Regions from separate parts of the Homo sapiens genome. Here region 2 is linked to region 1. A link is a loop called in an ENCODE intact Hi-C map of the cell type or tissue named here. Cell type or tissue: heart left ventricle. All regions are shown on one strand. Links, peaks and the distances in the headings refer to the core of each region. The heading gives the core; the rest is flanking DNA. Region 1 has its middle 47 kb from the start of RAB12. Region 2 overlaps RAB12 (RAB12, member RAS oncogene family).

Region 1 (4,395 bases), core at 80-4,079:
ACCACCTAGACTTTACACCTAAGTCATCATAAGCTTTAAAATAATTTTCATAGCTGGCCACTCTAATTTGTGCACCAGAAGGCTGCAGGAGCTTTTAAACTGTAGAGTGGCCATCAAGTCTGGACACGTTGATACTGTTATTTATCATGTAGAATATGGCAACAATAAGTTATTGCTATGTATTTGACCATTACATGTGTTCCCACTGCTGCTGTAACAAGCTACCATTAACTTAGTGGCTTAAAACAACACAGATTTATTATCTTACAGCTCTGGTGATCACAAGTCCAAAATGGGTTTCACAAGGATAAAATCAAGGTGGCATCAGGACTGTGTTCCTTCTGGATGCCCTAGGGGAGAATTTACTCCTTGCATTTTCCCAGCTTCTAGGGGCCTCCTGCATTCCTTGGCTCGTGGCCCCTCCCTTCATCTTGAAATCGCATCACTCTAACCTCTGTTTTTGCATCACATCTCCTGTCTCTAACTTTGACTGTCTTGCCTTTTCTAACTGTGAGGGTCCCTGTAATGACACTGGGCCCACTCAAGTTATCCAGGAAAATCTCCCCATCTCAAGATCCTGCAAATCTGCACACACCCTCGGTATGACCCTTGGCGCCTGACCACCAGATGGGACTGCATGTGAAAATACACCTTGCCTGGCTCGGGTGGGGAGGCTGCCGCTCTGTGGCTGGGCCTGATCTCTCCTTGGCTGGCCTTCCTCCCCCGTCGTGCTTTCCTACTCTCTGACCCATCTCCCTACAAACCTGTCCCTGGTGCATCACTTGCACATGAAGCTTCCTTGGGATCTACTTCTGGGGGAGCCTGACTTTGGGCACCCTCTGACTGTTTCATGTGAAAACAACACAACAATGGTCAGGACAGATACATGCATCTCAGAGAGGCAGAAGGGTGCTCAGGCCAGTGACACCTGACTTTCGTGCCACTGTACTTAATCATGTGTCCACAGCAACTCTGTCTGGCAGAAACCAGAGGCAAGACACAGGTGCGATTTCCAATTTTCTGGGAGCCACTTAGAAAAGTGAAAAGAAATAGGTGAGATGTATTTTAATGATATTTTCCTTAACCCAGTATATTCACAATAGCATTATTTCCATATGACAACAGTATCAAAACTATGGGCTACTTCACATTTGATTTTTCCTATGAAGTCTTTGAAATCAGTGTGTATTTCACACTCACACACATCTCATTGCAAACTAAACACACATCAGGTGCTTAGTGGCTGGTTGCAGGTGGCATGGCCATTGTGTCACAGGGAAGCCCTAGAGCATGACCATGAGAATCAGAAGGAAATTCAGAAAATTAGTGAGGAGAGAAGGGTTTTGAGGTGCCGCCCTGAGTGCTGTCTGGCAGGGAGGGCGTCTCGGCCACAGGCTGCCTACATTCATCTCCTGCTGGGATTGCAGCTCACTGAACTTCCCTTGCCAGTGTGCCCATGGGGAGAGGCTGGCCTGCTCAGAACAGCTCCAGGTATTAGGTCCCCATGACCATTCCCACATTTGTGAATAAGCAGCATGGTTAACTGAGCCTGTCCTTGAGAGGGCACCTACATTTGGCATTCAGATCATCAGGCTTCTGATCCTGCAGGGAAGAGTGCCAGCACCTGATGGAGGAGGGTAAGTGAGTGTGCAGGGCTGCCAGTGCTTCCCCGGGTTACTGCATCTGCTTATCAGTCCTGCACCCAGCCTTGCCCAGAGCTTGAAACGTGGCCTGCTCTGCTTGTATATTGACTTATCTAATTTCTACTGTGGCTTCACAGGCAAATGTCGGTTTACAGGCCCTTCAGAGTCTGGGCTTGTCTTTCTTCCTCCCACCCTTGCCTCTGAGCCTTTGCACATGCTAATCCCTTTGCTTGGAAAACTAGTTTCTTTCCCTTGCCCTAAAACTTCAAGCCATAAGCAGATCTAAATTTTTCTCTTTTTAAAAAATTTGATTTAATTTTTATTTTTTAAAAAAGAGGTGAGGTCTTGCTATGTAGCCCAGACTGGTCTTGAATTCCTGGCCTCAAGTGATCCTCCTGCCTCAGCCTCCCGAAGTGCTGGAATTACAGGCCTGAGCCACTGCCTCCAGCTGCAGATCTAAATTTTTTTAAGGTTTTTTTCTGTATTAGAAATAAAATATCTTATAAATTGTGAACAAAAGCCTCTAGCTTCCAACAATTTTTGTACTGAAGGTGTTTTTGGCAATCCAAAACAACTTTTCAAAATACAATAAAAAAAACCTTTTGGCAACATGTATGTTAATTCTGAAATAAAGAAAAATCGATTGTTACCTGTATTGAGTATGCAGTTTGAAGATCAAAACATGAAGCAGCCTACTGAAGCATACATTGGAACAGTGATGTCCAAAGGCCCATATACGGCCAGCTTAATTAGCAGAGGGCACTGGGCTCGGGCCCAGGAGAAATTAGGTCAAAGGAAGCCATGCTATGGGAAAGTAAAAACAATTACTACAAACCAATTATGACCTCCCGCCCAAGCCATCATTAAGGCATTAACTATACTCCTCCACCCTCGGCTGCAGCCTTCCTGTCCCCAGCCCTTTCCTGGCATCGCTGTGGCACTGATCTGCACAGTGCCAGTGACAATTTTGCAACTTACTGACAATGTGACCTGAAGGTTTTAGCTTATTTTTTAAAACTTAGTTATAGGTCAGGATACATGAATGAGGTCTCTCATATTTTCAGCACTGGTACGAAACTAAAAGGGTGACTCTACTGCAAAATATCAGGTGGTTTGTATCGGTTGATTGAGATCTATCGCTGTCCTGCTCTTTGTGCAGGGTTTTGAGGCAGTCTAATGCTTTCTATGAGGAAGGCTCACAGGATTTTGAATGTCAACTCAAGGCCCTCGTAGAGTGGTGCTGGGAAGACAGCATGAGCTTCATCAATACATGGGTGGCTGTGTGCGAGGACAACTGTGCTCCTGAAATACACACATTTAAGGGCACGTGGCTGACACAGGCCACTTGCTGGTGCAGTGCCACGGACTAAGGAGGAATGATATATAATAAAGGCAGAGATCCTGCAAATCCCATGGCAGCCCAGGCATTCTCCAGCCCTGGGCACAGTGCCTGAATGTCACGGGGCTGCCATGCCAGTGTGCTGAACAGATTAGAAGAGATGAGAGGGGACAGAAGCCCTGTCTCTAGGCAGCACATTTTCAGGCCATGTCAAGTAGTAAACAAGTAGAAAAACGAACTAGCAGAACCACTGGAAAAGGGAGAGAGATTTGCGCTCAGAGGTCCTCAAAATCTCCCTCCACTCCGGAGGTCTCTGGCAGCTTCGTCTGTTCCTCCAGTTCTGCCCTTGGGTGGCTGCAACTCTCCTTCCCCCACACCCCCTTTGCTTCCATTCTGCTTTAAGTCACTTTATTTTATTATTTTTAATCAATGTAACACATTTTTTGGTAGCAATATTAAAATATATATTAAAATATATTAATATATATTATAATATATTAACATATATTAAAATATATATTATAGTATATATTTTTATATTCTTGATTAATGTAACAAATACCAGCCAGGAGCAGTGGCTCCCACCTGTAATCCCAGCTCTTTGGGAGGCTGAGGCTGGGGAATCACTTGAGATCAGGAGTTCAAGACCAGCCTGGCCAACATGGTGAAACCCCATCTCTACTAAAATACAAAAATTAGCCAGGTGTGGTGGTGGGCGACTGTAATCCCAGCTACCCGGGAGGCTGAGGCAGGAGAATCACTTGAACCCAGGAGGTGGAGCTTGCGGTAAGCTGAGATTGCGCCACTGCACTCCAGCCTGGGTGACAGAGCAGCACTCCATCTTAAAAAAATATATATATGTATATATATATGTATATATATATATGTGTGTGTGTGTGTGTGTGTGTGTGTATAACAAATACCTAATGACAAATACTCAAAGAGAAGGAGAAACGGAGGAAGGGAGGGAAAAGAGAAAGAGAGCGGGACGGATGCAGAGGAAGGGAGAGGGAGAGGGATTGCTTTTTATTTAGAATTTCTGGGTGTATGGGCTGTGACAGTGTATTCACCGTCTGTCATGGAAGTCAGGATTTAGTGCTCAAATAGCATCTCTGCTTCACTTCCCCTCTCTTCATCTTCTCTTTCTACAATTTTTTTTTGTTAAAAATTATACTAATTGAGTTTGGTTAAATTATACTTCCATTTTTGGTAACCTGCCTCTCCTGGTCTTTCTGCAATCAGCCCTGAAATCCTTAGACTCTGCACACTTGGTGTGACCCTTCTGCCATTCATTTACTTGTATTCAGTAGGCTTTCTGGGAAGTGTTTCTTCATGTACGGTATCTGGATGAGTTTTTTAAAATCCATTCAAGTCATAAACCTGTTGTTTTTTAAACTTACAGTTGAAAAACAA
Region 2 (4,395 bases), core at 248-4,247, 61 kb before region 1:
AGCTGGGCAGCAATGCACAAAAAGTCTGCGGGACTAGCACAGGAAGAAATATCTATTTGTTGTTTATTCAAGTATTTAGACAAGACCTAATGTTTCATAATCAAGCCAAAAATGAAAATATGCAGACCAAATGCACAACAGAAAAGAAAACGAACAAAAACCCAAATCAAAAAATCTTAGAAGTGTGTTATACAGTGAAGGGTGACCAAATGAAGATATTACCTCAGACACCTCCAGAAGGCAGGCACTGCGGCTTGGCTGCAGCTGCGGCCCAGACAGGGACACGGATGAAGAATGAAGACATGGCACTAACATTCAAGCATTAGGTGACCGATGATGCCACAGATGAAGCAGCAATTAACGCAGATGAAAGCAAACACACACATGGTGGACAAACAATCAGAGCTGAGGGTGACCTGCCAAGAGGAGTTAGTAAGCTGAGTACACCGCAGCTGTAGCATTCAAAACAAAACGGCATTCTCAGAGCACCTCAATGGGGCTACTTTTAAGCCACCGCCAGACCACCAGACCAGATCTTATCCCTTCTTCCACAGACAGGTCGCTAGCACCTGCGGGCTGTTAACAGGTTAATAGCTAACAGAAAGCTCTTAGTGCTGAGTGCAGTTATAACACAGCTGGTTGAGTCTCTCATTCCAATTGTGATTTGAGAAAGGGGCCTGGATTCATTTCTAGTAGGCATTAGTGGGGGCTCACATCCCGTGGAATCAGCAGTACAGCCGGAAGGAGTATGCCCACCCGCAGTAATAGTCACATTGTGCCACCAAGAAGCTCTGGAACTGTCTGCAGGGGACCTGCCTTCAGATTGTGCAAATCTGGTTATGAACATATTGGGCTTTCTTTGAATACTATCATACAAAATAAAGACATGAAGACAAACATTTGAGCAATCATTTTAGTGGAGACAGTTTTGATATCACGTAAATAATTTGAAAATAGAGGCAAAAAGGTTCCAAACTAGCTACCATTAAAGTAACATTCTTCTGTCCACAACTGCTCCCCATGTGCAAGTGGCATATAACATAACAGCCTTATCTAAATTCTCTCTCTTGATGGAAACACTGTCCATTTAATTTTAAAATGAGCAAAAGAGGAGAAAGTAGGAGAGGCAAATCAGCTCAAACAGTTCATTTTATTAGACAAGTACATGGACTGTTAAACACACACAGCACATTACTGGGTGCACACTCTCCCACTTACCAGATCTGTAATCTAATTTTCTTTCCTCTTAGCTCTACAGTTTTGATTTTGAAGTCAACACCTGTAAATAAAACAAATAAATGTGAAGCAAAAACAACAAAGATGCAATTTGTCATACAAAATAATCCTATTTGTGTATTTTGTTATCATTATCAGAAAAAAAGAAAACCCCACGAAACCTGACATCACTTAATTCCAAGGAAAAGCAGTATCTGCACCAGTGTCTATAACCTCCCATCTCTCACGCTTCAGTCCACACTGGGAAGGTCAGCCCATGTTATGTCTTATCCTGAGTGATCGGTCTAGTATTTGCTGTTCATAACACAACTTATAACTACCACAGTTCAGCATAGAAACCAGTTTAAAATTACATTTAATAACTACATCAACAAATAAGTGGCTTTAAAAGGATGTTTTCTCAGGGAAAATTCTTATATGGAACACTGGAAACTTAATCAAACTTAATCAACTTTAGTCAAATAGCCTTAGTCTGAATTTAGAAATTATTGTACTAAAAATTTCAGTACTCATGAAAATTTTAGGTAAATATAAACATAACATTATATGATCAACAGTGAGAAGATTTTAAAATTTACTCTTACACAAATTAACATACCCAACTTTAATTTTTATTCATTTTAATATTACTAAGCAAACCATCATGTATATTTCCTTTTCAATTTAGCCTGTAAAGCTTCAGATATATTTTTAAAACCAAGTTTTCATTTGTGTATGCTACCTTATATGCCTTCCAGTTATACAAAATGTAAATATTTCACAACAATATTTTATTACACAATTTTCATAACTAAGGGAAACAAAAGGGATGCTGGCTGAATTTAGAATTAGAGGCACCTTCCCTACAGGAACGACTTCCTGACAGCTTCCTTGGGACCCAGGGTGTAGACGATCCCAGCTCCCCGGGCCAGCAGGTGCCCATGTTTGTGAGTGGTATGGTGGCTGCAGAGGGCAAGGCCCTGGCCATGCCCCTGACTGCCCGTCTCTGGGCACCAATGAGGTGCTGCAGTCAGATGAGGCTCTTGAGGGGAAGTGGAAGACATGTGACCGATTTTTATAATTAGTAACACTGTGGACACCAATGCCACACAAAAGGCATGTTTACAGCCCTGGGGCAGGGTGTGGCCAGGGAGGCAGCCCTCCTGCCCTAGGAGAGAAGTTGCATGAATATAAAATGTCACAAGAAAACAAAGCTAGAGAGCACTACTCCATGTCAATTCTTAACCTCTCACATAACACATAATTTCAGATGTCCCTGAAGGAAAGCTACTTAATTCAATTTCACTTTCAGTTCTGGAAATGATTTGCTTTCCAAAGTCAAAGGAAGCTCAGACACTGCCTTGACCCAGGAAGCAGGTTCTGCATGATGGAGAACTTGAAGACAGTGGCTTAACACTCAGCTGCAAGGAAACTGCAATTTCAAGTGACACTACACAAGACGCACAAAATAGCGCAGATATTTGCTATCTGGTTTAAAGCAGCACAGTTTAATGACAAAACACTGTCTTCATATTAATGTAGAGTTAGGATTTCACTGCTGCCATGCTACTCTGTGATGGAATTTACTAATCAAATGCATAATCTGTGATGACTACTATTCTATTGTTGCGGGAAGTCAGGGACCCCAAACGGAGGGACCAGCTGAAGCCATGGCAGAAGAACGTGGATTGTGAAGATTTCATGGACATTTATTAGTTCCCCAAATTAATACTTTTATAATTTCTTATGCCTGTCTTTACTGCAATCTCTAAACATAAATTGTGAAGATTCCATCGACACTTATCACTTCCCCAATCAATACCCTTGTGATTTCCTATGCCTGTCTTTACTTTAATCTCTTAATCCTGTCATCTTGTAAGCCGAGGAGGATGTATGTTGCCTCAGGACCATGTGATAATTGTGTTAACTGCACAAATTGTAGAGCATGTGTGTTTAAACAACATGAAATCTGGGCACCTTGAAAAAGAACAGGATAACAGCAATGTTCAGGGAACAAGAGAGATCACCTTAAACTCTGACAGCTGGTGAGCCGGGCGGAACAGAGCCATATTTCTCCTCTTTCAAAAGCAAATGGGAGAAATATCGCTGAATTCTTTTTCTCAGCAAGGAACATCCCTGGGAAAGAGAATACTCGCCTGGGGGTAGGTCTACGGGGTGGCGGGGGGCCCTGGGCGTGGCCGTCTTCTATGGTCAAGGCTGTAGGGGTGGAATAGACCCCAGTCTCCCGTAGTGCTCCCAGGCTTATTAGGAAGAGGAAATTCCCACCTAATAAATTTGGGTCAGACCGGTTGCTCTCAAAACCCTGTCTCCTGATAAGATGTTATCAATGACAATGGTGCCTGAAACTTCATTAGCAATTTTAATTTCGCCCTGGTCCTGTGATCTTGCCCTGCCTCCACTTGCCTTGTGATAGTCTATTACCTTGTGAAGTATTTGATGTCTGTGACCCACACCTGTTCACACACTCCCTCCCCTTTTGAAAATCCCTAATAAAAACTTGCTGGTTTTGTGGCTTGTGGGGCATCACGGAACCTACCGACATGTGACGTCTCCCCTGGATGCCCAGCTTTAAAATTTCTCTCTTTTGTACTCTGTCCCTTTATTTCTCAAACCGGCCGACGCTTAGGGAAAATAGAAAAGAACCTACGTGACTAACGGGGCAGGTTCCCCAATATTCTATTTTACTTTTGTTTCCAATTTCTTCAAGTAAGTTAGTTTTTAAAATGTAATTAAAGGAGCTGTAACTTTTGTAAACCTTGTGGCAGTGGCTGCGACTTTATTGAAAATAACTGGCAGATGATATTTCTTTTGAGCTCTGCTTCAAATTGACTAAGAGTCCCTGAAACAGCTAGAGCAGATAATCTTTGTTTTGACTACAGTTTTCTCTGCTAACAATGGAGTCTGAATATGTCAGACTGCCTTTCCCAACCAACTTGAACAACTTACCGAACTCCAGCAGTCCTACACTAGGACTATTTTGTAATCACAACATTTAATGAATAAAAATAAAAGGCTAGGACATTAATATTCAAAATCAGGAAATAAGTGGTAACATTATCACTATGTAATTATAAACACATTATTAGTTCTAATAGGAAAACAAAGCAAAGATTACCCGACAGTAAATAGGGCTAAGAACCTGTTTTAGCATTGAGTACT

Evidence for each region. Peaks named below come from ENCODE experiments on the same cell type or tissue, not always from the same donor. Only the 100,000 strongest peaks of a DNase experiment are listed, where the experiment ranks them.
Region 2: a loop joins it to region 1, with 4 times the contacts of the local background. A loop is called at or near these places in 2 of 110 quality-filtered maps.

What each region holds. Positions count from the first base shown.
Region 1 is chr18:8,560,394-8,564,788 of GRCh38, reverse strand. No RefSeq gene overlaps it. Among named protein-coding and RNA genes, the nearest start is that of RAB12, 47 kb to the left of the region's middle. In heart left ventricle, for the core only: no CTCF peak of the experiment used is centred there; DNase peaks (open chromatin) are centred at 1,658 and 3,078; H3K27ac peaks cover 2,893 bases.
Region 2 is chr18:8,621,822-8,626,216 of GRCh38, reverse strand. RAB12 (RAB12, member RAS oncogene family) reads right to left here. Exons shown (of 6, transcript NM_001025300.3): 2 at 1,219-1,279. Among named protein-coding and RNA genes, the nearest start is that of RAB12-AS1, 12 kb to the left of the region's middle. RefSeq lists enhancers at 1,688-2,340, 2,341-2,993, 2,994-3,646, 3,647-4,300. In heart left ventricle, for the core only: no CTCF peak of the experiment used is centred there; a DNase peak (open chromatin) is centred at 2,276; H3K4me3 peaks cover 886 bases; H3K27ac peaks cover 2,495 bases.